Linked DNA regions of Homo sapiens: all the other regions are linked to region 3. Evidence: read pairs that join two places in POLR2A ChIA-PET (ENCODE). Cell type or tissue: CD4-positive, alpha-beta T cell. All regions are shown on one strand. Links, peaks and the distances in the headings refer to the core of each region. The heading gives the core; the rest is flanking DNA.

What was found. Peaks named below come from ENCODE experiments on the same cell type or tissue, not always from the same donor. Only the 100,000 strongest peaks of a DNase experiment are listed, where the experiment ranks them.
Region 1: POLR2A ChIA-PET joins it to region 3 with 25 read pairs; 26 of 35 experiments call an interaction of 5 or more read pairs at or near these places.
Region 2: POLR2A ChIA-PET joins it to region 3 with 25 read pairs; 16 of 35 experiments call an interaction of 5 or more read pairs at or near these places.
Region 4: POLR2A ChIA-PET joins it to region 3 with 10 read pairs; 10 of 35 experiments call an interaction of 5 or more read pairs at or near these places.
Region 5: POLR2A ChIA-PET joins it to region 3 with 14 read pairs; 19 of 35 experiments call an interaction of 5 or more read pairs at or near these places.

Annotation. Positions count from the first base shown.
Region 1 is chr3:141,450,225-141,454,632 of GRCh38, forward strand. It overlaps LOC124906291 (a long non-coding RNA gene), which reads right to left. Exons shown (of 2, transcript XR_007096120.1): 2 at 1-4,372. Among named protein-coding and RNA genes, the nearest start is that of RASA2, 35 kb to the right of the region's middle. RefSeq lists a silencer at 942-1,114 and an enhancer at 1,908-2,047. In CD4-positive, alpha-beta T cell, for the core only: CTCF peaks have their summits at 1,975 and 2,176; a DNase peak (open chromatin) is centred at 1,997.
Region 2 is chr3:141,399,639-141,404,046 of GRCh38, forward strand. It overlaps ZBTB38 (zinc finger and BTB domain containing 38), which reads left to right. Exons shown (of 6, transcript NM_001376113.1): 5 at 4,289-4,393. Among named protein-coding and RNA genes, the nearest start is that of ZBTB38, 33 kb to the left of the region's middle. RefSeq lists silencers at 2,428-2,737, 2,818-3,107. In CD4-positive, alpha-beta T cell, for the core only: no CTCF peak of the experiment used is centred there; DNase peaks (open chromatin) are centred at 2,703, 3,333 and 4,163; H3K4me3 peaks cover 2,307 bases; H3K27ac peaks cover 1,413 bases.
Region 3 is chr3:141,309,843-141,314,250 of GRCh38, forward strand. It overlaps LOC124909441 (a long non-coding RNA gene), which reads left to right. Exons shown (of 4, transcript XR_007096119.1): 3 at 1,795-1,914. Among named protein-coding and RNA genes, the nearest start is that of ZBTB38, 56 kb to the right of the region's middle. RefSeq lists an enhancer at 1,798-1,987. In CD4-positive, alpha-beta T cell, for the core only: a CTCF peak has its summit at 2,110 (motif pointing right); DNase peaks (open chromatin) are centred at 2,019 and 2,559; H3K4me3 peaks cover 1,764 bases; H3K27ac peaks cover 1,190 bases.
Region 4 is chr3:141,384,345-141,388,752 of GRCh38, forward strand. ZBTB38 (zinc finger and BTB domain containing 38) reads left to right here. Exons shown (of 6, transcript NM_001376113.1): 4 at 2,528-2,593. Among named protein-coding and RNA genes, the nearest start is that of ZBTB38, 18 kb to the left of the region's middle. RefSeq lists an enhancer at 3,212-3,441. In CD4-positive, alpha-beta T cell, for the core only: no CTCF peak of the experiment used is centred there; a DNase peak (open chromatin) is centred at 2,537; H3K4me3 peaks cover 3,161 bases; H3K27ac peaks cover 387 bases.
Region 5 is chr3:141,409,782-141,414,189 of GRCh38, forward strand. The region is part of intron 5 of ZBTB38 (zinc finger and BTB domain containing 38); the gene reads left to right. Among named protein-coding and RNA genes, the nearest start is that of ZBTB38, 43 kb to the left of the region's middle. RefSeq lists an enhancer at 26-115. In CD4-positive, alpha-beta T cell, for the core only: no CTCF peak of the experiment used is centred there; DNase peaks (open chromatin) are centred at 1,220, 1,760, 2,600 and 3,840; H3K4me3 peaks cover 1,826 bases; H3K27ac peaks cover 4,000 bases.

The DNA of each region.
Region 1 (4,408 bases), core at 266-4,265, 140 kb after region 3:
CAAACACTTTTTTGCAATAATTTTAAAATATATGACTTGTATGTAATTATAGGTGAAAGTATTTTATTCCAGTTAGAGAAACTGGTAAACAGACATTTTAAAGATGTAATAATGTGGCCGGGCGTGGTGGCTCACAACTGTAATCCCAGCACGTTGGAGGCCGAGGCGGGAGTTCAGGAATGGGCTGGCCAACATGGTGAAACCCCGTCTCTACTAAAAATACAAAACTTTAGCTGGGCATAGTGGTGGGTGCCTATAATCCCAGCTACTGGGGAGGCTGAAGCAGGAGAATCACTTGAACCTGGGAGGCGGAGGTGTAGTGAGCTGAGATCGTGCCTCTGCACTCTGGCCTGCACAACAGAGCAAGACTCCATCTCAAAAAAAAATAATAATGCTAACTTATGTAAAATTGTAATTAATTCATTCAAAATATACTTAATTTTTACTGCTGAACTAGGACTACAGAGATGTGAGGTAGCTTGTGCCTTTGAGGAACTTAAGTCTGGTGAAGGAGATTGATGAGACAATAGATGATTATAAAACAAAACTCTGAGCTCTTAAGAGGCCTAGAACCAAAGCAGAGAGAAGTGATACTGAGCGGGGGCTGGTGGAGCTGGGCTTCACCAGAGGCGTCGGGTCCAGAGAGGAGCAACTAAAACAAAGGAGCCACCGGGGAATGTAGGTTGTTCCAAAAGTCTGGCGTTTGGGATGATGAACCTGGAGAGGCACATGGGACACATCATCAGGGCCTTGGCTTTGCCAGAGTTGGACCTCTATCCTGACAGCATAAGGCAGTGGGCAAGCAAAGAAGGGGGCTGGGTAGTAAGAGATGAACTCAGAGAGAGTTAACACAATATCCAAGCAAGATGAGAAGCCTTTGGAGGACTTCAGCAGAGAGTGGAAGGATCTGATATGATTACAAGGATCACTCTTACTGCGTGTACTGAATAGACCACAGCCCGGGGCAAGGGTGGAGGCAGGGAGATGAGATAGGAGACTGTGGCAGCACAGGCGGGAGATGACAGTGGCTTGGAAGAGGGTGGGAGTAGTGGGGATGGTAAGAAATGGGTCACATTCTGGAGATAGATTTTTAATTTTGTAATGTGGAAATTTTCAAGCCTATGCAGAAGTAGAATAGTTTGGTGAAACCCAGTGTACCCATCATTCAACAATCAACAATTCACAGCCAATGTTGTTTCATCAATACCCTCACCTACTTTCCTTCTCCACTGTATTATTTTGAAGCAGATCATAGACATCATACCATTTCATCTGTAAATATGTCAGTATACATCTCTAAAAAGGTAAACAACATTTTTAATATAACCATATCATTACCATTCCTTAAAAATTAACATTTCCTTAATATCAAGTTCCATTCGTTAAAATTTCTGGTTGTCTCATCATTATATATATATTTTTTACAATTGGAATCAGAATCCAACTAAAGTCCCATACTACAATTAGTTGATATACCTGTCTTATAATCTATAGATTTTCTATTTTTTCCCTTCGCAATTTCATTCCGAAGAAATTCGGTGTTCACAGTCTAGGAAGAAACAAGGCAACTTCTTAGGTTGGGTTATGTTCTTCCATTAGGAGGTACACTCTGTGTGGCTTAGATATTGGATGTATTTTGAAGACAGATCTGATAGATTTGCTAATGGTGTAGATACCAGGGGTTGAAAAAGAGAGGGATCAAAAATGACACCAAGGTTTGGGCCTGAACAATTAGAAGGATGGTGTTGCCAACAAACTAGATACCTGGGTTGGAAGTTCAGAAGAGGAGACTGACTTGAGGTAAGGATTTGAAAGTTGTATTTTATTCATTCAAAATATATTTGAGGTGGGAGTACAGCACAAGAATGGCCAAAACAAATAGTCCCTGGAGCCTGTGACATAGTGGGGAACACAAAAGGCTAAAAAGCTGATTATTTACAACCATACTAAATGCTATGCAGAAGGGCTGCATGGTGCTCTGAGGACATCTAATGGAGGAATGTAACCTAGTTGGGAGGTTCAAGGGAGGCTGTCTTTGAGGAAGTAACTTTTTGTTTTCAGACCTAGACCTGAGGAAGTAACTTTTGAGCTGAGGTCTGAAAGATAAATAAGAGTTGAAAGGAGAGAGAGTTTCTAGGTTGAGGGACTAACAGATATCAAGGGCAGCCTGTGGAGGGAACACAGTTCTTTGGAGGCCAGTGGTGGCCAGAGTACAGAGAAATTGATTTAAAATCAGACTAGAGGACAGGAGCCATACCATGCAGAACCTTCAAGGTCATGCCAAGAATTTGGATCTTATTCTTAAGATCCAGAAGATCTTAAGAGCATCAGAAAGCCATTGAATTATTTAAAGCAGGTTGGGACAAGAAGAGGTATATTTAATCAGTTTTGTATTACAAAAAAGTCACTGTGGCTGAAATGTAGACAATGGCTTGGAAGACAGTAGCGGCCAGAAGTAGAGCAGTTAGGAAGCTACTGCAGTTGTGCAGGCTAGAGATTATAGTGGCTTGGATTTGTTAACTGGAAAAACCTTAAACAAGTTAAATGTAACAGAGTTTAATTGAGCAAAGAACCATTTGTGAATTGGGGACCCCTAAGAACCAGAATAGGTTTTAAGAACTCCAGCCTACAACGTAGTCAGGCAGCATTTATAAGAAGAAAATGGAAGAAGTAAGGTACAGAGGCAGCTTCATGGGCTACAGCTCACTGTTTTGCCTTATGTCAATCAGTCAGCTGTCTGAGATTGACTGAAGCTCAGCTGCTGAACTGAGACTCAGCTGTTAGTTTAGGCATTTAGTTAGTTTATGCAACTAAGTAAGGTTGCAGTTCATTTTGGACTTGAGTATGAAGGCATCCTTAGGCCAAATTTAGTTTAGTTTAACTGATGATGTGATTGCAGTGAAGATAGAGAGAAAGGGGAGGATTTGGGAGATACTTAAGGGAGAGAATCAGCAGGACGTGATGTTTGATGATATATGGGAAGTGAGGGCTAGGGATGGATCAAGGATAGTCTTTGGGTTTTAGAATTGTTGAAGCTAGGAGTGCAAGGTGTCCCGTCCATGAAGCTTGTATAGAGAAGGAAGAATCCAGAAAACACCAACACAAATGACCCCTGACTTCTGAGGTTTCCACTTACAACTTTTTGACTTCATGATTATGCAAAAGCAATACACATTCTGTAGAAACCATATTTTGAGTACCCATACAAGCATTCCATTTTTTACTCAGTACAGTATTCAATAAATTTCATGAGCTATTCTACACTTTATCATAAAATAAGCATTGCATTGGATGAGTTTGCCCAACTGCAGGCTAAAGTAAGCATTTGACCCACATTTAAGGTAGACTAGGCTAAGCTATTTGGTAGATTTTTTTTTTTTTTTTTTTTTTGAGATGGAATCTCGCTCTGTTGCCCAGGCTGGAGTGCAATGGTGCGATCTTGGCTCACTGCAACCTCCGCCTCCCGGGTTCAAGTGATTCTCCTGCCTCAGCCTCCGGAGTAGCTGGGATTACAGGCACGTGCTACCATGCCCGGGGAATTTTTGTATTTTTAGTAGAGATGGGTTTCACCATGTTGGCCAGGCTGGTCACAAACCCCTGACCAGGGGGTTAAGGGGCTTGCCCAGGCCAGACAGGACCAACTCTGAGCCTTTTGGTCTCCAAGACACTGTTTTCATCCCCACCTACTTATTCCACATTGACTAAGGTATTTTTTGGAAGAACCTAGAGCTAAAACAATAAAAAATACTGTCCTTTCCTGAAAATGAGTGTTTATTGGCCTGAGACTCTAATACTTTCAGAGACCTAGGTCATTCCTTTTTTTATTCGACATATTCTGTATGGCAACTAGTACTGCCAGGCGCTATTCTAAGCATCTAATGAAGATTAACTCATTTAGTCCTCATATCACCCCATGAGGGAAACACTATTATCATTGCCAACAATGTTTAGTTTGGTTATCTTTTTGCTGCACGGTGTCACAAAACAGTGGCTTAAAACAACCATTTATTATTATTTCACATGGTTCTGTGGTTTGACTGGGATCAGCTGGGCAGAGCCTCTCACGCAGTTGCAGTTAGATGGTGATGAGGCTGGAGTCATCTAAAGGCATGACCAGGCTGGCATTAAAGCAGCCACAGCCCACCCAGTTTCAAGGGGTTGAAGGTGTAGACTCCAGTCCTCAGTGGGGGAGTCACAGACACTTACAGGGAGGGAAGGAATTGATGGCAGCCATCTTCAGAGGTAAGCTACAACGACGGGTCATTCCCAATGAGAAAACCAAGCACAGAGAAGTTAAATTACTTACCAAAGGCCATACAGCTGGTATGTGAATAAACAGAGTTCATCCCAGGCAGTTGTGTTCCAGAGCCTGCTAGGAGAGGCAAAAGGGATTGGAGCTCAATAGCGC
Region 2 (4,408 bases), core at 296-4,295, 90 kb after region 3:
AGTGCTGCTAGTATGAGAGTTGGAATGAGTTAACAGATTCCTAACCAATAGTAGGAAACAAAGACAGCAAGCAGGTTTAAAAAAGATACTTTAGTCTTTTAATATATTATAATATTGAAACCTTAAAGAGAAGACGTTAGTAAGTGTTAAACTGGCCAAGAGTCCTAGTCAGAAGGTGCAAGCAGGCAGTTGTAGGATAACAGAAACCTGTGTGGAGATTAAATGAATGAGGTAGGAAAGCCTTCTAGAAAAGGCCCCTGGAAAAGGATAAGGAAGCATATTGTGGGAATAGTGAAGAACTGGTGGAAATTTAAGAATTTAAGAGAGGAGATAATCTTGAAAGTCTTGCTTTTTTTTTTTTTTTTTTTTTTGCAAATGTATTGAAATGAGAAGTATTATAAAGATAGAGGAAACACATCATGTTTAGTGGTCTTGAAAATGATAAACTTTTACAGAAAAGAAAATAATTATGACAACTTGGGCCCTTCCTGGAAATTTCCAGATAGTTCCCCATACTCAGAAGAATGATTAAGAGAGAGAATCTGTGACTGGTTATGAGGAAGGATGGAAAATTTTGAAGAACGGGTTGATTATGTAATTTTTAGACTGTGTTGTTTAAAACTGTTGCTGTGATATTTTAGTTATTAATAACAATTTGGGGAAATCTAGCCACTTCTGGAGAAACATTTGGCTCTAATAAGAAAGAAATGCCACTGTTTGTGAATTCCCAAGTGGATGTAAAGACCCATTCACTTGCTAAGCCTCTTAGGAAACCCAGAGCCGGTTTTACCCTTAACAAGCTGTTGACAGAGTCTGGTCAAGGTACCACCTGGAACATGTTAACAATACAAAAAAGTGGATATGGATTCAGACCTGTGTTTCAATCCCTTTATGTCACTCACCATGTGACCCTGGCAGATTACCCATGGAAAATTTCTAGGGTGTAAAGGTTGTTTTACACACAGTAGCTATGATTCTCACTGTTTGGATGGTAGGAACTTAGAACTCTGAATACTTAACTTCCAGTACTAACAGCAGCCACAACAGCCTGCAATCATAGCGTGCTTACATAATACCAGGTACTCTTGCAAATGCTTCATATGTATTATCTCATTTAGTTCTTAAAAAGCCCTACAAGGTAGGCACTAATATTAAAATTAGTCCCATTTTATAGATGAAGAAGGCACGGGAGTTGAGCTAACTTGCCTAAAGTGGCCTTGTAAGCAACAAAGCTGGGCTTTAAACCCAGGCAGGCTGAATCCAAAGCGGAATTGCCTTGCCCTACCACCTCCCACCTTCCAGTCACAGGGAAACACAGAGAGCAATACTGCATACTAGCACTTCCCAACCCTGGTTCCTAATCCATGTGCCTCAGTTTTCTTGGAGGTCTTTGAGTAATTTTCAGAGTTTCCAAAAGTTTCAGTGGAAACATACAAACATGCAATTATTAATAGATCACAAATTTTTTAGGTTGGAATCCACTATTAACAACAGGTTAGCTCAGGTTTTGAGAAAGCTCTGATTGGTAATTGCATATACAAAAACATTGCAGGTTTTTGTTTTTGTTTTTTTTAAGTGGGAAGATGAATCATTACTTAATAAATGCAGTTTAGTTGAGTAGATCTTTCTGAACACATGGCATATGGAGGAAGAATAAAGGGTGCTTGGCTTTGAGGAGGTTGGGAAATGCTAATATACATGTGTATGCATGTTGCCCAAACTGTCGGCCTTCAAAACTCTTCCTTTTATTTTTAAATAACATGATTATTTAATTTGACCTGGAGTCAATATATTTTTCCCTCATTATTTAAAATGTTTTGTTGGCTTTATATTTAATATTGGAATCTATTCATCAAGTGATCACATTCTTAAAACATGGTCAGGAACTGGGATGCAGAATTGCAAGTACTGTAGATTCCTGGCTGAAAACGTAAAGAATTGACTTTTTAATCCTTTTAAGCTGTGGCCTTGAATTTTTTTTTTTTTTAAGAAAATTTAAGAATAAGACTCTACTGTCAAAACACAGGGAACATGGACGATTTAAAAAAAAAAACACCTGTCCATTATTCGTGCATTAGCTCCACATGGCCAGCTTGTGGCAGGCCCTCTCTGAATACTTTTTCAATGAGCAGCCCCTGGATCTTGGAAGAAAGATGCCAGCGGCCAGGGCCCTTCATTTAAAGAAGAGGACTGGGTCTTTTGCGTGAAATAGTTTCTGTGCCACGTTGGGAAAAATCTATCTAGGCCTCTCTTGACGGCCATGGAAAAAACACAGGTGACTCCTTATTCCTGAGAATTTGATGCAATTGAAACAGCGACTTTCTGCGAATCCAGTGTGCATAGTCTCGAACAGGAGCCCACGGACCCTTCTGCGGCCCGAGGCCTTGTTCTGACAGTCACCAGGCTCTGTGGCCCAGAGTCCTAACTGCGTTGTCCTTCGGCAGGTTCTGAATTGTGTCCTCCCTGAGGAGGCTGAGGCCGCTGCCTCCTTGGTGGGGGGCCCCGGCTGGCCACTGGGTCGGGCATGGGGCCTTACGGGGCCCTCACGGGTCCCGCCGCCGCCCTCCTGAGGCCTGGTCCTTGGCGCCGCAGTTACCCCAGCCCCGGGCCCGCGGGGCTGCGGGTCGGGCCGACCTCCTCCCGGACGGGCTGCGTCCTCTGCCCCGCGCCGGGGGCGGGCCGGGCCGGCAGAGCCGAGCCGCCGGCGTCCATTTTCTGGGCGGTGCTGTGCAGCGCTGCGGCCGGACTCACGGGTCCGGAAGCACCATGGACCCCCGGGGAAACGCGCCGGCGGCGAAGGAGCCGAGCCCCGTAAGTGCCCCTCGCAGGGTCTTCGCGGGGCCGGGGGCGGGGCGGGGCGAGGCGCGGCCTGCGGGCGCGGCGCCCGTGGCGCCGCCAGCCCGATCGCTCCTCGCTTCTGGAGGGAGCCGGGAAGCCGGGCTGGGGAAACCCTCGCAAGGGTTGAGCTCTGCAAACGCAGCAGAACCGAGCTGCCCGCGGGGAGGAAGCGCCCGCAGGTGCCCGGACTCCGGGGCCCGCGCCCGGAGCGGGGCGGGGCGGGGTGGGTTCGGCTGGAGAGTGCGGGCAGGTTGCGCCGCATCCCGTGGCCCAACTGCGCGGCTGTGCTAGAGGGCGGGGGCCGAGGAGGAATGCGCTCCCGGGGCTGGGGACGTGGTGGGCTCGAGTCCAGCGGGCTCGGGCACTGCTTTGACAGTCACACCTCCCGTCTCCTGGATTGGGAATCGGACCCTAGTCCTGACCCTATGGGAACTTGATGATTTCCTTGATGCAACACCAAGCCCCTGGAATTGAAAGGGACGTGCAAAGGCAGGGACCTGCCCCCAGGGGTTTGCAGTCTCAGCCGCCTACTTCTGCAGTAGTAAGGTCTGCTCTGTTGGTACAACATACAACACAACCGCCCGCCGTTAGCCACTTTTTTTATAGGGTACATCATAAATCACCTGAGATTTTAGTCTGTCCGCGGTTCCACTTTATAACTCCTGCACTGCGGTAGGTAAGTGCCTAATTCCATTCTGGACGTTGGCCCTAATTGAGTATCCCTTCTAAGGATCGATTATAGGTGATATGTGTTATGGTGCCTTATACATATTTTAAAGGTTAAAGACTTTTCTTCTGTGAAGCTCAACTACTTGGTCAGATTCTCATGGTTACAAAATGTGGAAGAGTTTTGTCCTGGTTTCAGAGAAGCAGCTAGTGAGTCGCTATATCTAAGTGTAGCGTTTTTCAAGAGTGGGGGACCCATTCTAAGATTGTGGGATCAGTTTAGCGGGTTGCTACTGGAAATCTTCTTAAAGATATAGAATATATAGTACAATACAGAGAAGAATAGAAAAAATAACGTGCATTGCACATAGTAAGGGTAAGCATTGTTTTATGAGACTTTTGGTTTTCGGTTTATATAATGTAAATTTTTAAAACCGTGGGTCACTGTCTGAAATGTTTTTAAAACCCTGACTTACTGGTTAATAGCCCAGGCCTTGGAATCAATTGAATCTGGATTTGAGTCCTAATTGTCACATACACCAGCTGTGTGACCTTGAACAGGTTCCGTGGTCCATTAGAGTCTCCGTTTCTATAGCTGTAAAATGGGGGAATGTTCCCTACATCTGAAGGTTGTTATGAAGACAACACGAAACCACATATGTCAACCACTTTGTGGGTGTTTGACTTATGTGTTCAATATGTGCTAATTGCAGTTATTATTGTTGCTAAAAGATGAAATCCTAGCAGCTAGTCATGGGACACTGCACTTTTTTTTTCTTTTTAGATCTTGATGTGGAAGAAATGGAGGACTCAGAACCAAGGATTTCCAAGTGATTTCTTCCAAAGCACAGGAATCTCACTCTGTTAAAGCTGGTCTGTTCTAACTGAGGTAACTAAAGTCGCG
Region 3 (4,408 bases), core at 307-4,306:
TGGCCTTATAAAAGGAGTTGGAATTGAAGGGAGCTAACTTGGCCCTTTGGCCCTTCCACCATGTGAGGACACAGCTACAAGGCACCATCTTTTTTTTTTTTTTTGAGACAGTCTCGCTCTGTCGCCCAGGCTGGAGTGCAGTGGCTTGATCTCGGCTCACTATAAGCTCTGCCTCCCGGGTTCATGCCATTCTTCTGCCTCAGCCTCCCAAGTAGCTGGGACCACAGGCACCTGCCACCATGCCCGGCCAATTTTTTTTTTTATTTTTAGTAGAGACAGGGTTTCACCGTGCTAGCCAGGATGGTCTCGATCTCCTGACCTCGTGATCCGTCTGCCTTGGCCTCCCAAAGTGCTGGGATTACAGGCGTGAGCCACCGCGCCCAGCCCCAAGCATCATCTTTGAAGCAGAGAGTAAGCCTTCACCAGTCCAGTCCTTGATCTTGGACTTCCTTGCCTCCAAAACTGTAAACAATATATTTCTGTTACTTATAAATTACCTAGTCTAAGGTATTTTGTTAGAGCAGCCTGAATGAGCTAAGACAGAGGGCAATCAGGAAACTGATGTTCTGATCTTCTGGTGAGGTTCTTAACCAGGGCCCGACATATGGGTTTCAATTTTGCTTTCAAAACAGTGTGGATGTAAAGATGTGTGTTTATCCAGGAAGAGGGTTCACAACTTTCTTTGGATTCTCAACAGAATTCAGCACACACGAAATATTATGTTCAGAGCTACTGCTCTGGGAATAAGAACCTCAGCAAACACATTTCAGATAAGCAAAGCCCTTGTCTGAATTCAAGCCCATTTCTATCTCCCTCCCATCAAGCCAGAGTGGCAGAAGATGACTAGGAAGAGTCAGAGGACCTTAGAGGAGGTGGATGTAGCCAAGAGAAAGGATAAAGGCTGAGCTGTTTGAAGTTTCCAGAGAGGACTGAGGAAGTCAACCTGGGTCCTTCTTGTGTGGAGGTCACACTTCGCCCAAGATAGCAGAGGCCGTTTAAACTGAGATGGATATATTTACCCTTTGTTTGATGCCAGGAGTATGTGATCATGAATTGTTATGTGGCTGTGTGTACTACATACCGGTGTGTTCACAAGGGTAGGTATAACTGAGCTGTGTGCATAAGTGAACGAGTGGCCTTTGGGTTTAGTGTGAGCATCTGAATGGTTTGGTGAAGGGATGTGCACGTGCATCTTTAACCATTTACCCATCAAGCCTCTCATTAAGTTAAGACAGGTTACGGAAAAGAATTCCACTAGGTGAGAGTATCTGCAGACAGGCCTACAGCCCACACCAGAAAACTGGGAATCCTCAACTCGCCCCACTCCCTGATCCCTCATCATCCACTGAATCCATGCTGCCACTCCCACCATCAGCCCCCATCAACTCTCCCTGGGCTGCTGCTCAGCCTTCAATGGCCTCCCCCAAAACCCTTCTGAATGAACTGCAGCAATAGTGATGACGGTAAAATGACTTTTGGGTCACAGCGCGTCTCCCCTGAAGCGAACAACGGCTTTCCATTGTCGGAGGATACTGCCCATCTCCTCAGTCTGACTCGAGGGCTCTTTCAAGGTCGACTCTGGGGTAGTGAGGTCCCCGGCTTTGGGCGCGTCTCCCCTCAGTCGGCTCGTATCCCACACCCCTTCCCCCTTGGATGCCTCGTTCTCTGGGGCCCTTTGGCGCTGCCCCTGCGTCCCCATCATGGAAACTACCACCTGCTGCCTAACTGCCAGACGCAAAAGTGCCCAAGCCTGTCTCTCACGTTCCACCCCATAAACCTTCCCCACCCGACCAGAAGCCAGAGAGACCACAGGTCGAAGCAGGACCACGCAAGGACGCGCACGCCTCTTTCCCACGCCGCAGAGCGATAGAACCCGCAACAGGAAAACGGAAAGGCCGTGCGCCGGAAGAACAGGTAGGGACTACGACTCCCAGAAGCCTCTTGACAAGGACTACATTTCCCAGAAAGCTCCGCGCGGTTCCCACCCCGGAACTGCCTCTGCTTTCGAAAGCGGAAGGCGGGCCAACCGGGCAGGGAACAGGGTTTCTGAAGGGATAGACCGGTGGGCGGTGTCGCCGGGTGTCTACCTCCAGGGGTCGTTCGTGAGCCAGAGAAACCCGGACTTAGGAAGGAAGGGGCCTGGCCACAGCCCTTCCGCTGTTGGCTGTGCATTGCCCTTATTCCCAGCTCATTCTCTGTCGTTGAGTCGAGCAAGGAGGGTCAGACAGAACCAGGTCCACCACGTTTGTGTCTTTCCGCCAGGTGAGACTTTTACTGATGCTATTCCAGTCATAAAAGCCAGGAGCTACATGGAGTTCCCAAGGAGGCAATTCCCCTAACACTACCCGCTCACTCGCTCACTCCGTAGTCAGAGCCATAGGCACACAGGCTTCAGCCACTACACCAAGTCAGTATTGCAAAGCATACAAAATAGTCTACTTAGTCAACATGTTAAATGTTGTAGATTAAATATTCCACATCAAGCAGGGTAACATTTAACATCAAGAGCAAAGGAGATAGATAGGAAAAGGGGTTAACAAACTAGTCCCAGGAGAGACAAGGTGTCCTGGCCTCAATGTCTTGCAAGGAAGAGTCTTTGATGTGGGCAAAGCCTTAGGCAGCAGATGCCGGGTGTTTATCATGGGCGACAGCAAGATAGGGTCTGTTAAGACGGCCATTTAGAGCTAGAGAAGTCCTGCTCTTTTTATGGCCACGGGGGTCTTCTGGTGACGACTGATAGTGAAGGAGTGTGCCTGTTTATGCCCGTATTTGGTTGGATACACTCTTTTTTGGTTAGGCGAACATCGGGACTCTGTTGGCATGATGCCTTTTGAAACGTAAAGTGGAGTCTTTTGCTAAGATGGAGTTACTTATGTCAAGGGTGTTCTATACACTCCCTCTGCCTGCTCTGGCTTTGCCTGTGGCCAGTACTTGCTCTCTGCCCACCTCTTGGTGTCTCTAGGGGGTAGAGGCTGGTGGCTAGATGGTCTGTCCCTCGCCCTTATCTCCAGTCCTGCATTGCTTATCTGCCGCTTGGAGGCGGTGACCATCTTGACTCTAAGAGCCAAACCCACAGAGCCCTACATGTGAGTTCCACAGCTCTTCTACTTCTGGCTGTGGCTGTCGGAGGAGGGGCTTCAGGCGGTGGAGACAGGCGTGGACAGTAGCTGGGGGGTGGCGGGGAGATCTGTGGCTCCTGATCTGCCACCTCTGTTCCCAAGAAGATAATTTTCCTGTGGCCTGGGCTCATCCAGCTTATCTTCTCAAATGCCTGAGTTCTGTAGGTGGCCGGCCTTCTTCCTCACTTCCTCCACTCCCAGCCTTATCCCTCAGACCCTAGCAATGGGCCCCATGGCATATTTTCACCTTTCCCCTTTAGAGCCACTTAGAGGACCTGTCGAGAAATAGACGTAACTGGATGAACTAAAACAAGGATGAGGCAGAAACAACTTTCCATAAGACATGTCCACCAGTGTGCCATGTCAGTTTACCGTAACCATGGCTACACCCGGGAGTTCCCGCCTCTTTCCATGGCAATGACCCGATGACGCAGAAGTTACTCCCCTTTTCCTAGAAAATTCTGCATAAACCAACACTTAATCTGCATGCAATTAAAAATAGGTATAAATATGACCATAGAACTGCCCTGAGCAGCTACTCTCTGCCTATGGGGTAGTCCTGCTCTGCAGGATCAGTCATGGAGCTGTAACACTGCCACTTCAATCAAGCTGTTTTCGGCTACCCTGCCACCAGCTAGCCCTTGAATTCTTTACTGGGCAAAGCCAAGGAAAAAGCCACATTTTGTGGCTCTCCTGTCCTGCATCACAACCGCTCCTAGGGAGCTACAACCACTGGTAACTGAGTGTCTTCTGACAGACAGTTTCATGAAGTACAGGCTTCCCAGAGGTGCCTGTCCCTTCTCCCATGTTGCTCCATGTTACCACATTTCCTACCTGGGTAGACCTTTGGAGATCCCTGAGATCCTTTTAGGGAATCTGCAAGGTCAAAACTGTTTTCACAATAATACTAAGTTTTATTTGCATTTTTCACTGTAGTGACATTTACGTTTAAAATCATAGGTAAAACTGCTGGAACCTTGGTGTGATTCAAGGCAGTGGCACCAAACTATATTGGCAGTTACTGTATTTTTCACCAGTATACTTGTAGGGGAAGGGGATGGGAAAGCCAGTTCCACTTAATGTCCTTAATGAAGCTGTAAAGAGTATTCATTTTACTCCATTTTGAGCCTTGATTACATGACGTTTAAATATTTTGTGTGACAAATGGGAAGTGCGCATAAAGCAAGTCTGCTGCACACCAAGGTATTATGTCCTGAGGAAAAGCAGTTCTGTGCTTGAGTTCGTAGCTGAACTAGACCTTTTTTTCTGGAAAACACCTCTTTTATTTT
Region 4 (4,408 bases), core at 117-4,116, 74 kb after region 3:
TGTTGTTGTCACTGTCATTTATTATTCCCGACAGAGGAGGCAGATGACTTAGTTCTATGTGGTCAGAGTTGATTCCATAACATGTATATTTAGCCTACATGATAATAATTTGCGAGTATTTTTAAATGAATGTCTAGCTTTCAAACGTCATTGATGGGGAATATCTCAACAGACATGAAGAGCATTCAATGCCTAGGTGTTTGCGTCAACCTCCTCCCACCCCACTCTAAGGACTCTGCTTCACAGATGACCGTATATTGAATTGGTGCCTTATAACTCAGCGTGATCATCTCTCTAATTCTCGACCCCCATGGTAAAGGAGGAATTGGCCTAAGGACACTCCATTCTAATTTTCTGACGCTGTCAATGCTAACCAGAGCTCATAGAGCAATGATGTGGGGGTGGGGAAGATGGTTCCACCATTGGTGTGAGACCAGGAGCTACTGTTTTCGTTAGAGCCACATTTATTTCTGGAGTAGTTGTGGGAGAGAGATGTACTCCAAAGAGAAGAGGACTCTTGCTATGGTTCAGGTATGACCCACCATCTGGACAACTCAACTCAGAGACTTTAAAGTGTATAGGATATAGGAGGGCAGGGTACATTCCATACACTAAGCTAAAAATCACTTATGCTCTGGGGCAGGAGATAGCATGAGAGCTAGAAACAAAAGATCCAGTTGTGAAACCTAGTACCTCAGCTAAGGTGTTTGAACATATTTTCTCTTTTAAAAAAATTCTGGGGAGCTTCAATGTGTTGCTAACCTGATTATTTTCAGCCAGTCCTTACAGAAGATTGAGGTGCTGGAAAACTAGCAACCCCAGAAAATATTAATTCATTTTTGCAAGCGTTAAAATTAACAACAGCATATTCAGTGATGCAATAGGCAATTAAAGACTTTTGGAGAGATAAGAAGAAGAAAACTATAAATATTATATATTCAAAATCAGTCTCAGCATTTTATAAAAATGTTGGCTTATGTCCAGGATCTAAGGGTGGGGGTGGGTATGGTTTCTTTGTAGCTATAGAGTGGAAAAGAATCTGTTCTATTTCCTTAAAAATAAAAGACTTCTTGTTTTATACAGCATGGCAAATAAAATGCTTTTTTGTTTTTTTACCTGCCGGCAGGATCTGGAGGAAATTTTGCTAGCAAGCTATGCTGTTTTCCTCTTTGGGGACCTGGTGACACTGGTTTTGCAGCAAAACCGTATTTGCTTATTAGGCATTTCTTAAAAATCCTGAATAAGCAGCTCTTTCAACAGTTTTTGTTCCACATGTTAAACATTTCATTGCAATTCGAGCTTTGAGTGTGTGTGTGTGTGTGTGTGTGTGTGTGTGCGCGTGTGTTGATAGGAAGGAATGAAAGGGGGTGCATAAGAATTCTTGAATGTTTTTTATTTAAAAAATTAATTCCTCACCATTACATATTGAACTATCTGCAGAAGGTGATTCCAATTTATTACATACCACCAAACTAGATCCCATCAATCTTGAGCAGTGGGGGTAGGGAGGTGGTTTTGAAGATGACATGAAATTTGGTGTTTGAGTAGATGAGATTTAATTTTCGGAAAACATTTCACTCATAAAACGGATATCAACCCAGTGTCAGCACTGACCTCCTGATGTCAATGTCATCATGCAAGCATAGCTAAAATAAGCCTCAAAGTAAAACAAAGAAACATTGCATCTCAGCACAACACGATTTCTTCTCTTACAGTATGTACTATCTATAGCCTTTTGGTATTCCTATTAATGGCTTGTTACTTTAAAATTTAGCTTTTGGAGGGGGAGGGAGAAGATAAATCATTTTGCATTTTCTGTGTTCTGAACGCATACAGTATGCTGCTGTAAGTCTTAGTATTATTTAGGTCAGTATCCTAAGGATAGCTTTAATCGTTCATGATGGTCAGCTATACAGCCAGAGGAATTCAGCATCAATTTATTTTTCTGTTCTGATTTTATTCTGCTTCCAAGTTTTAAAAAATCCATTCACATTTTAATAAAATTCTGAGGCGGTATCTGCCGCTCTGTACTGCAGATACATTTAGCAGGATACATTTACACTGCTTGTGGTTAAAGGTTATAGCACGGATACAGACAGCTGATCATGCATTTTTCTACAAGCCTGCCGGCACCATTTAGGATTTTGAAAAATAATCTAGAAATGCTATACCCTTTATCAAAATTATTTTTTACTTTGCAAGAGCTTAACAGTTTTGGTTTTTTCTTAGCAATTCTATAAAATTAACATCTATAAAATGCATCCCGGACCAGATACATACTGTATTGAAAGCTTTCTTCAGGAAGAGAATATGAGAGTGTTCTTTCCAGCTTATTTTCTTCCTTAGCAAAAGGATTGTTTGATTCTCAGAAGCAGAAGGACACATTCATTGTGGAGCAGCTCTGCTTAAGTGTATGAAATGCCTTCTGTCTGGTTGCAGAATTTGGAGTTTACTAAACAGTGTTTAGTGATTGGGCTCATCTTGCATCACCAGTTGATGACATTTTTCTTTGTTCCCTCCTACCCAGTTGAACCAAGACTCTGAGGCTGATATGCAATGTCACTTACAACATTAATCAGATACTGCATTTAAGGTGAGCTGTCCCTTGCCTCCTCCTTCCCCAGTGCTCGTGTGCTGCATGCAGTGCGTATCTTGCTTCTGCGAGCCTAAGATGGCAGGCAGGATTAGCCGTGCTTGTGCTGTGTGTGCATGCTGTGTCTAGAATTCATTACACGTTGCCTAGTATTTCAGATGTGAGTATGTAAATGCTCTGTATGCCATATCATCTGGTAGCGAAGACTTGTTTTTGCCTCATTACAGCCTTAGATATTTCAACATCACCTTTCATTTCCAATTCATTTGCTTCTGGATGTTTGTTTTTCATCACATTCAAAATATGATTTTACCTTTTTTTTTTTAACAAAACCAAAACCCCCCACAAACCCTAAAAACAAAAACAACAACAACAAAACTCTGCTACCAGATGGTGTCTCTCCTTTCTTCGTGCATTTGCTGTCTTTTAAATAATGTATGTTGTATTGTTAATTAATGTGAATATCAAATTAAACACTTGAAACTTACATGTTTATTATGCAGGTAGGAGGCAAGGTGGATTCTATTTTTAACTCTTATGCACTCCATCATGTGCAAGCAACTTGGGTTCTCAAATTTGTATTTTCAATGCTGGTATCAGTGGTTTGATTTTCAGCAAATGTGACAGTGGCCTTTGCAGTGGTCAGCTCCGAGCTTTGAACTCTCAGAGGAGGAAGGGGAAAAAAATTCAACACACCACCTCCTTGGTTGCAGTCTCAGAAAAACCTTGGATGAGAAACTTCTTTTTTCAATCCTGTTTTCCTGTTGATAAATTCAGTTCTGTGATCACAGTTCATTCAAGCTGTTCTGCGTATGATTTTTGTGTGTATGTGACAATTGCATCTAAAACTTGTGAGCAAGAAGACAGAGAAATCAGTTGGTCTCCATCGCTTTACATAAAAATGGCTGAGTGTCTTGTCATGCTAGCACTGCATTAAGTGATGCATACAGGTAGGTTGAAATTTGCATGTTTTTATAGTTTTTTTTGAGCCATGCAGCAAGAACATTAGATGCATTAGAATATGACTTTTAAAAAAACAAAAATTAAATAAGACAGCTGTAATCTTTTGGGGGAGGGTTTTTAATTGGACAGCCTCTGCTATTCAGATAGTATATAAATGTATAGCTTTTACAAACTTAGTAAATGATTCTGCCATAAAAGGGAGATTTTTTTTAAAAAAAAATCATATATATGATAGGTGTGGTGCCATTAGACAACAAAAGAATTTTTTGAAAAGAGTGATGATTCAGCTCCATTTCAGCTTGAAACTAAAAATAAATGGGTTTCTGGAGATGATTTCAAAGAGCGTAAACAAGCTTAATAAGAAACATTAAAAATATTTAAATTTTAAGAAGCGGTCTTTAAACGTGTTTATGAAAGATGAAAATAAAAACTGATATGCTTCCAAAATTAATTTTAGGTAATATACAAGAATACATTATATTATGTATATAATTTGGGGGGATGAGGAGTTACAATTTTTAAAGAGGGAAATATTAAATATAGATGGCCCTCTTAAAAGAAATAGAGCTTCACTAAATGAAACCGAGCCCCTAGAATGGTTCATTGCAGACCATATAGCTGTGGTTCTGGCACTTTTCAAAATAATTTCATGAGCTCTTTCTTTTGAACTTAACTTCTCAAATATATTTTAGTTTCAAATTTAACACTGGGCCAGAACCTGTTTCCTTGGTAACCAAATCGTATTTAAACATGTAATAACAGATATGCAAAAGAATGTCTTTAAAAAGGAAACAAATGTTTAATGAAAAATTTACAGTTCTTTTTCCTCTCATATAGAATCTGAACTGGTTT
Region 5 (4,408 bases), core at 193-4,192, 100 kb after region 3:
GCTAAATGTTCCCAGAGCCTATACCAGTTGAAAGTTTAAAACTGCTCCTTGGGGGATTGCCCAGAGGGCTAAGTAAATGTTTGTTGATTACCCTCTGAGGCCCTGAGGAACTCTACAGGGGGCTAGGAAAATTGCCCAGAGCCCCTGCAGGGCTGGGTTGGGGTGAGAAGAAAGACATTCGTGAGAATCCAGAGGGGAGGCCTAGGAATTGTTCCCAGCATGACTTTGCTTGTTTGGTTTCCTCACCTATAACCAAAGAAGGTTTTGCTCAATGGTGGCTGTTTCCTTCCGGCTCTAAGGTGTAGTACTTTATTTTCTTTTGAGCAGAAAAGCAGAGGTGCTGGGACAAGCAGGGGCAGGGACTCAGTCTGAGGTCTCCCAGGGGTCTCAATGTAGTAGCTCCCTCCTGTCCTCATAGATATGCCGATATTAGCCAGACTTTGGGTTCTGCCTTTAACCCTCTACACTTGAGGAAAGTGCATGAATTTAAGGGTGGGAGATTGTCCACTTTTGAGGGAATGAAGACTCTTACAGAAGGATTGGGACAGGCTGGTAATCATGGTTTTCAAATTTAATGCTTACAAGGAACCTGGGAAATAAACTAGCCCGACCTCTTTGCATTCCAGATAAGAAGAGTCCAGAGAAGTCTTAGGACTTGCTCAAGGCCACATCATTAGTGGCAAAGTGGGAACAGAACCCACTGTCCTAGGCCCAGTCTGCCAGAAAAAGGCAGGTTATCAGAAGAGCAGGAGATGGCAGTCAGCAGCAAAGCTTAAAGAAGGACTGGCATTGTCCCATGAGAGCAAGCTGACCATGACATCTGCTGGGCTTCCAGCAGACACACGCAGTAGGACACCGTGATGCAAAGCTTCCGGTCCAGTTGGAGCCCTTGGGTTTTTGCCAATTAAGATAGTCAAGCAAATTTATTTTTGACCTGGGAGAGACAGAAGGCTGTTTTCCATCTTACAAAAGCATTTCTCCTCTCTTATGTAAATGAAAATTCCTAAGCTGTATTATAACTTAATATTGAAAGAAATTAAAACATTTACGCAGGGAGAGAGGAAGACCCAGCTTGCGCACCCCTATTTTTCTGGCCACTACTGTGAGTGTTCATACCAGGATGCATTTTCATGAAAAATCCAGTGGCTGTTTAAGTCCTGGAAGGGTATCTTGGGATTATTTCAGCAACCCGTGAAGGCAGGCTTTGTGCAAGGTGAGACAGATATGAGCTGTCACTTCCTGCTTTGTGAGTTGGATATTGTTTCTAGGCCCTGTTTTATTTATGTTATTTTTCCTGTTCATGTGTTAGAACAACTGACTGTTTGTAGAGTTGATGACAATTAGATAATAAGACCACCAATTCAGTCCAAACAAAGATGAATTCATTATCTTGCCAGGCAAGGGAGACCCACATATTCAGATCAGTCTCCCCATACTTTTGTGCGTTTTCATGTAAGCATGGAGATTTCCGATTAGTTTTAATAGCACAGTGATTGGCTCCTAGACACCTAAATGAGGATTTCCTTTTTGAAAAACCTACTCAGCATTCTGATCTGTCCCTGCTTAAACCTATTTAGTCTGGTCTTATAGTCCCTGACTTGAGCCCAAAGAGCAAGGTTTCTCAAGGTCTCTGTGCAGGTCTTTGATGCTCTTTCGTGGAAGAGATTTACAGTGGTTACAGCCATAACCGGTGCCTGTGGCTGAACCATGCCTTCTGTAGTGTGTTCAGCCCTTCCCTTGAATTAATGCAAGTTCCACCTTTGCTTTAATGGGAGGGGACAGAAGGACCACTTTGAGGAAGCGGAGGCAAGAAGATAGTCTGCAAAAGCCATGACGTGGCACTGAAATGAAGCCCTGTGTAGGGTTTTACTCAGACGTTAGAGAACTGGCTGCCCCTGAGTGCTGTGCTAACTAGGGAAAGAAAAAAAACCCTGACCTTTAAAATTTTTCCTGTGAAGGTCTAGCAATTCTGGAGTGTCTTCAGCGACTACACAGTGTAAAGCAACTTTTTGCACAGAAGCACCATAAATTACCTAAATGGAAATTTGCTTCTAAGTGAAGTTCTTACCCTGTCTGTTGGATATTTAGTATTGTCAATATTTGTTTTTGTTTTTGACATTTTCAGGAAACCAAGAGCTTTTTGTCACATTTGAAGAATCTCTTTTAAGAGTTTCTTTTCTATTTATAATGCGTTTCTGATAAGAAGATTTGCACCTTTCTCTATTTTAGAAAATACTTTTTGAGGTCTTTTGTTTTTCCTTTTATGAAGTTTAAATAGTTGTCTTAACCTCCAATCCTAGCAACTCCCTTACATTAAAAATGACCTATATTTTTTTTCTCCCATGAGGTTCCTTTGCTCAGAGAGAATAAGAAAAGTTCTGGTAATTAGTCACTGTGGTATTCTGTAAACAAATACTTTGGAAGCTATGATTTATGTTACTGGTCGGGAAGAAAAAAAAATGGTTTTGTGTATCTCTAGACGATTACCCTTGTGAAAGGCAAGTGCCTCGTATTCCCAAAAGGTCTCTTGGGTGCCCTGTTTGTTGTGTTAAGGTCTCTCAAAGCCGGTGGCCATTTTCTGCGAGCTGAATCCCTGTGTGAAACTCCTCCCACTGTGAGGTCTACGAGCATTTGTTTTCTAAAATGAAAGCACAGGCAGAAACTCAAGCTATTCTACAGAACAGTCTGTTCTTTTGATTTTTTTTTTTTTAGATCAGTATATTTAAAGCATAATTTTTCTAAACAACATATTGCGAGTGTTTACCTGCAGTGGTTTGGAGTTTGTTTGGGGAGTTTTAATTATTTTTTAATGTAGACAACTTATTTACCAACATCATTGCTCCTTCTGCTCAGATAATTCTACCCTAAACCAGGTGAATAGGGGAACTATGTAGGCACCTGACTACTGCCAGAAACTTTCCTTCTGTTTCTATTACCTTTCTTTTGGGGTGAAATTGGCAACAGCTCACTGGAACTTAGCTCCCTTAATATTCTTTCTCCCTCCCACAATTTTTTCCACTCGGTTTTTTTTTTTTATCTGAACCATTGTTCATCCATTTGAAACACTGGCCAGAGTTTTTGTCGCTTTTCCATAGTAGGAAAGCCTTTGTGCCTCTCTTTGTACCTCAGACCTACTGGTGGGCTTGCCGGACAGCTCTGCCAAGCGCCTGCGTCTCCTGAGCCTATGAAGAGGCGACTTTCACAATCCTGTGCTGCCTTCGAGCTCTGTGCTGCCAGGCCTGGCCTCCCTCCAGAGGTCGTAGTGTTGCCAGCAGTGGCTTCAAACTGGAAACATGGGAGGAGGAATTGTGGGAAATGGGGAAGAAGAAAATGTTTGTGCAGGGAAAGTGTGTACGTGGACTTAAATAAATATCTGAGGGCCCAGGCCCATACAGATGATCTCTGTACGCTGGTATTTTGCGCCTGGAGCCAGGTGTCTGTTGACAGTGGGGAGGAGGTGGGGAAGACCCAGCCGGCCGAGAGCCTCAGCCACCTTCCTGCAGGAGGTCCTCACACCCCAGACGGTCAGAATGCTCCCCAGACTGAGGAATCAGCTGCACATCCCCCTGATGTCTCTAAAGCTGAAATCTGCTTCCTGGGTTTAGCCACCATTTTCATTGAGCAGTTCTGAGGATTCCTTGTGGGTACTTGTGATCTTGGTGGAGATGCTTCATGGTGTTGACCCTATTGTTTTGAATACCTGACAGCTGGATGGTCCAGGCCCTATTTCTATGATCTGTTTTTTGGAACTGTTGTATTTGTGTGACACAGTGATGGAGCATGATGTCAACTCCCACATACTGTAACCCAGGAAGGAGCATGATGTCAGCTCAGGATACCGGAACCGATAAAAACTCAGTGAGTGTTGCTTCCCCCGTTACACACCTGCTCATGATGACTTGTGGGATGCTTGTTTTAAAGGAGAGCTGAGTGCCTCTGATAGAAAATCTGATTTCATGAAATGCTTATTAGGAGTTAAGTACCCCTTTTTCTTGAAGCTTGAACAGACTTTATCATTAATGTGACTGACTGGAGCAAAGTGAAGAGTTTGATACCTGCCACTCTGTCTCTGAAGATTTACGTAGAGAAATTTTCCCCATAGGAATGGACAAACTAAAGGGATCCTTAAGAAATAGTATGTCACCCAAATATATTCTGTGGTAAGGCTTCTCAACACCTGTTCTTCATTAGGACGGAGCACTCTGAGAGTTTTGAAAACTTGAATACTGACATCTCATCATTTAAATTTTAGAAGGACAATGACTCACAGTACAGAGATTAAAATTTCACAGGCAGAACAAAACCTACATGTGATTTATACTTACGTTTTTATAGACTAAGATCTAAAACTCACATACATACAGGAACAGGAAAGTAATATGAACATCAAATGTGGGCTTGGTATAAG